Linked DNA regions of Homo sapiens: region 1 is linked to region 2. Evidence: chromatin contacts called from ENCODE Hi-C or POLR2A ChIA-PET data. All regions are on one chromosome and are shown on one strand. Each heading gives the region's core, a stretch centred on a gene start or an enhancer-like site at or near the end of the contact. The rest is flanking DNA. Distances are from core to core; before and after follow the strand shown. Region 1 holds the start of SMIM26 (small integral membrane protein 26). Region 2 overlaps SNX5 (sorting nexin 5).

Region 1 (2,700 bases), core at 27-2,526, 620 kb after region 2:
TGAGTTGTAAAGCGTCCTCATATATTCTGGATCCAAGTCCTTTTGTTAGATATATGTTATTATGAATATTTTATTCTGTGGCTTGGCTTTTCATTTTCTCAACTGTGACCTTCAAAGAGCAAAAATTTTAATTTTTTTTTAAAAGCCCTATTTATCCATTTTCGCTTTATGCATATATATATAAAATGAGATGGGGTCTCACTATGTTGGCCTTGCTGGTCTGGAACTCTTGGGTTCAAGCAATCCTCCCTGCTCTACCTCCCAAAGTGCTGGGGTTACAGGCATGAGCCACCCCGCTTGGGATGCCTTTTTTATTCTAAGAATTCTGTGCTTATTCCAAGATGGCAAACATATTCTCCTGGTTTTTTTCTAGGCTTATATTAAATAGTTTTAGCTTTTACATTTAAGTCAGCGATCCATTCAGAGTTAAGTTTTTTATCTATTTCTGTAGGGCAGAACATCAGTTTTTAAAGGGTGGGCAAGGTGAAAAGAACCCTGAAGGATACCAGGGAAAATGATGTTTCTGAAGCCATGAAAGGTGCAGGTGGGGTCAGTGGTGGCAAATGCTTTCGAAACCAAGTTTGAGTGTGGCTGAAAAGTACTTAACGTTAATTTACCGGGCCTACCTTGTGCCAAGCACATCACACTTGCTCTTAAGTTGTTCAGTCTATTGAGGGCATCTTGCTTTAAAAAATGTATGCATAAGACAAAAGCTGGAGGTGGTCGGAGTCGAAGGAGATTTTTTGTTTTTGAGACATGGGCACGTTTGTATGAAGGATAAACGTCAATAATGAAGATGGGGGAGGACTTAGGGTGTCAATGAGGGGAAAGGCCACTGAGGCTGGAAAAAATAGTACCCAGAGCCTAGTGGAGGGATTAGCTTTGGCCTGGAAGTATTTAAAGTTCACCCAGAGTTCCGGAAAGAAAAATGGAGGAAAAGAAGAGTTGCGGGGAGAGACAAGCGGTATCCCTGCAAATCTGAAAACTGGAAGAGGAATTGGAAGTAACCTTTTCGGATACCGTCTGGAGCCCACGAAGGCATTACAATTTTGCAAGTGAGAAGCTTCTCCTCTAAGTTGTCATTTAGTCCTCGTCACGTGGTAAAAAGTATCGCACGCCCACAGTTCTACACCCGAAAGTCCGGACACCTGAGCGACTTTCCGGGCCAGAGGCCCCAAGGTGCATCGGGGCAGAGCCGGAAGCGGACGCTGAAAACTGGCGGCTCCTTAATGGTTCCGGCGGCAGGGACCGCAGCGACGCCCTCACCGGAAGTCCCGCCTCTGCCGTGGGCCTGCGAGAATCGAGGCACTCGCTGGCGTACCCATGTATCGAAATGAGTTCACGGCCTGGTACCGGCGGATGTCGGTGGTCTACGGGATCGGCACCTGGTCTGTGTTGGGCTCACTGCTTTACTATAGCCGGACAATGGCGAAGTCGTCAGGTAGGGCTCTTCGGCGGGGCCTGCCCCGGAACACACGGCCTTCGATGAGAGTTCCCCGGGGGTCATGGAAACAACTTCCCTGTCCTTTAAATCCCAGGTTTATTCTGCAAAACTAATTGAAACGGGTGCTAACAGCCGTTTGTTATAATGGAATCTGCAAAGAACTAGACTCCAGGAATTATTAATACCTTGTAAATATTGTTTCCTAAATCTGAATCATTTACTGGATAGGGCCGTCCCCATATTCAGAATTGGAGGAATCTGTGTAAAGTGCAAGGTGGACTTTCAGAGACTCTGGCCGGTGATTTTTAAAGAGTGATGCTTCAGTACTACTGTCCCTCATCGTATATGGCGAGCAATTTCAGTACTTTTAGCAGCCAAGGCGTATTAAAATCTTCCAGTTACTAAGCGCAAAGGGAGAAAAGTCTCTCAGCTTTGAAAAATATGCTGGAAATCTGTAGAGACATTAAGTTGATTAGTGTGGTTGCTAGGGGCTGAGGGGTTGGGGAGTTGGGGAATGACTGCCAAAGGTATGGATTCCTTTTGTGGATGAAAGTATTTTTAAATTGATTGTGGTGCTGGTTGCACAAATCTGAATATACTAAAAACATTAAATTGTATATTTTAAGTGGGTTAATCGTATATGTTAATTATATCTCAGTAAAGTTGTTGTGTAAAAACTATGCTGAAGATTACATTTGGTGATGAAGCTGTCAGTGGCCTGAAAGTACATGTGTCCAGCATTAAGCATTTAAAAACATTTTGGCCGGGTGCAGTGGCTCACGCCTGTAATCCCATAACTTTGGGAGGCCGAGGTGGGAGATTGCTTGAGCCCAGGGGTTCGGGACCAGCCTGGGCAACATGGGGAGACCCCCATCTCTACCAAAAGAAAAAGAAATTTTTATATATAATATTTTATATTTACTTTATATGTAATATATGGTAAAAATACTTTACATTTATATATAAAGTAAAAATATTTTAATGTCCATATTTATGTTTTCTTTCTTTCGTTCTTTTTTTTTTTCTTTTTGACAAGGTCTCACCCTGTCGCCCAGGCTTGAGTGCAGTGGCATGATCTCGGCTCACCACAACCTGCGTCTCCGGGCTCAAGTGATTCTCCTGCCTCAGCCTCCCGAGTAGCTGGGATTGCAGGCGCAGGCCACTGCTGCCCGGCGAATTGTTTTATTTTTTTTTTGAGACAGAGTCTAGCTCTGTCGCCCAGGCTGGAGTGCACTGGCGCTATCTTGGCTCACTGT
Region 2 (2,819 bases), core at 254-2,753:
ACACCCTTTCTTAGTAACTAAAGACGAACTACGGGAGAACCCAGTATTTGGATTCTGCCCAGAGGTATTAAATGCACAAGGAAAAATTAGTTATGTCCAAGTAGCAAGCAATAATATTTTTAAACCAACATGGTTAAATGTTAAGATTTGTAGAAATCAAAATATTTATTCACATAATTTTAAACTAAAGTTGAAGCTAATATATCTTCCGTGGTAATGATTTAAGTGCAAGTGATGCTTGGCTTTCTTTCACATTCATTTCTTTTCTTCTGAGTGAAGGCATATCAGTTATTCTTGAACAAGTCAATACAGCTCTGCAAAAGGGAGACATTGTTCTGTGGGGAAAAAAGGCAAGGCAGACCAGTGAATTATTAAAACTTGCCATATACCTGGAATGACTCAAGTACACCAACACGGCTTTTCACGGGAGGTTTAAAGTCAGCCAGAGCAAGCTGGCCCTTCTCTTCATCAAATCCCAGGTGAACTGCAACGTACCACGCATCCCCATTTCATGTTTCAGCTCCTCTCCCTCAGTGGGTAAGGCTACCAGCCAAAGAGCCGACGTTCACTCCAGCACCTCTGCCCTCACCTGCTTGCTCCTAAATGTGATCCTGCTTACTGTAACTTCTTAAGACACTATCAGTGCGTTGTTCCATGAAGGCAAGGGCCTTGGAAAGATTGAATAAAAGTTGCTAGAAATTAGGGCTGGGAGCTTTAGCTCACACCTGTAATCCCAGCACTTTGGGAGGCCAAGGCAGGTGGATCACCTGAGGTCAGGGGTTCAAGTCCAGCCTGGCCAAAATGGTGAAACCCCATCTCTATTAAAAAAAAAAAAAAAAAGTTGCTAAAAATTAGTCATGGGTGACATTATAAACAAGACTACAAATAAACAATGAGTGGCTCCCATCAACTAAGTACTACAGACGATTAATACCACAAGGCCACCCCAACTGCCTGATGACAATGGGTTAGTAAACTGGGAAATAACTTGGAAAAAACCATAAAAGATGTTGGCTTCATCTGTAGAAAACACTTACCCTGGCATGTTTTATTTCCAGTTCAGACATTTCAATTAGATTCTTTCTAAATGCTGCCACTCTCTTCCGTTTGAAATTTATCAGTTCTACAGGAAGAAAAAATGTTTATGAAACCAAGAAAAACTAAACAATTTTCATGTTCACTTTAACTACCAAATGGCATTCTTACAAATGGTCTCCAATGCTTTCAGGCACCAGCATTATTTCCTCACATTTGTATTATCTCTGTGACTGGGACACATCAGACATCTATTAACTGTGGTGATACAGCTATCACTGTCTTTAAGTGGAAAACATCACTGAATCACCAAGCATCGTGAGTGGGAGAGCAGCAGCTTATGACTTGGAGAACACGTTGATGAGCAGCCTCACTCTCACCCTCTAGGTACCAGTGACTGGGAACAGGGCTGGAGTATGGGTGGTGGTGAGCCACATACTTCACCAATGGCTTGTGAAAATGCTTCTCAAAAGAAGACATACCAGGTTCATGCAAACAACGTTCAGCAGCACTAGCCATTAGGGAAATGCAAATTAAAACCACAATGAGATTACCTCACACCTGCTAGAATGCATTTTCTCAAATAGATGAAAGATCAGTGTTAGCAACAATGCAGAGAAAAGTGAACTCTTCTACACCGTTGCTGGGAATGTAAATTAGTACAGCCACCATGGAAAATGGTATAGAGGTTCCTCAAAAAACTAAAAATAGAATTACCATATGATCCAGCAAACCCACTTCTGGGAATATAAAAGGAACTGAAATCAGTATCTCAATGGGATATCCGTACTTCCATGTTCACTGCAGCATTATTTACAATAGCCAAAATACAAAATCAATTGAGAATTATCCATCAGTGGATGAAGACAATGTAGTATAGATACATTATACTATCCGGCCTTTTAAAATAACAAAATTCTCTCATATGGGACAATGTGGATGGATCTTAGAGGACATTATGCCAAATAAAATAAACCAGGCACAGAAAGACAAACATTACATGATCTCACTTACAGGTAAAATCTTAAGTTGAACTCCTAGAAGTAGAGAACAGAATGATGGTTATCAGAGGATGAGGGTGGGGTGCTGGGGAAGGTGGGAAAGAGAATGGGTAGAAGGCTGCAGCTAAACTCAAGGAATAAATTTTGAGATCTACTGCACAACAGGGTGACTACAGTCAATAATATATATTGAAACAGCAAATTTCAAATGTATTACCACTGAAAAAAATGAAAGATGTTAATTAGCTTGATCTAATAATTTCACATTATGTACCTGCAAAGCATCACACTGTATTCCACAAATGCAATACAATGACTTGTCGATTAAAAATAAAACTTAAAACATTTTTAAATCCAAAACAGTGAAAAACTGCTACACGTATTCAAGACAGGTTTACTTGATGATCTTTAGGGCATGCTTCCTTTTCATCTACTCCTTTTTCTTTTTTTTTCTTGAGACGGAATCTTGCTCTGTTGCCCAGGCTGGAGTGCAGTGGCGGGATCTCGGCTCACTGCAAGCTCTGACTCCTGGGTTCACGCCATTCTCCTGCCTCAGCCTCCCGAGTAGCTGGGACTACAGGCGCCCGCCACCACACCCGGCTAATTTTTTGTATTTTTAGTAGAGACGGGGTTTCCCTGTGTTAGCCAGGATGGTCTCGATCTCCTGACCTCGTGATCCGCCCGCCTCAGCCTCCCAAAGTGCTGGGATTACAGGCGTGAGCCACTGCACCCAGCCCTTTTTCATTTCATCTACTCCTATTGCCATCAGAATTCGGCATTAAT

The links. A loop is a pair of places that touch in the nucleus more often than their neighbours do. ChIA-PET counts read pairs that join two places held with the same protein, here RNA polymerase II (POLR2A). Pooled maps may share reads with other maps.
Region 1: a loop to region 2 is called in a pooled map, with 2.4 times the contacts of the local background. The contact joins the promoter of SMIM26 here to the enhancer-like site in region 2. A Hi-C loop is called at or near these places in 1 of 50 pooled maps. POLR2A ChIA-PET finds 5 or more read pairs at or near these places in 2 of 52 experiments (HEK293T and activated naive CD4-positive, alpha-beta T cell).

Annotation. Positions count from the first base shown.
Region 1 is chr20:18,566,156-18,568,855 of GRCh38, forward strand. It overlaps SMIM26 (small integral membrane protein 26), which reads left to right and starts at 1,277. Exons shown (of 2, transcript NM_001348957.2): 1 at 1,277-1,441. The coding sequence starts at 1,324. RefSeq lists an enhancer at 965-1,064 and a silencer at 1,128-1,410.
Region 2 is chr20:17,942,073-17,944,891 of GRCh38, forward strand. SNX5 (sorting nexin 5) reads right to left here. Exons shown (of 13, transcript NM_014426.4): 12 at 1,038-1,123; 13 at 1-335. The coding sequence ends at 285. Among named protein-coding and RNA genes, the nearest start is that of SNORD17, 19 kb to the right of the region's middle. Within about 2 kb of position 1,504, at least 2 of the 41 ENCODE cell types and tissues checked have a DNase peak (open chromatin) inside an H3K27ac peak, as active enhancers do.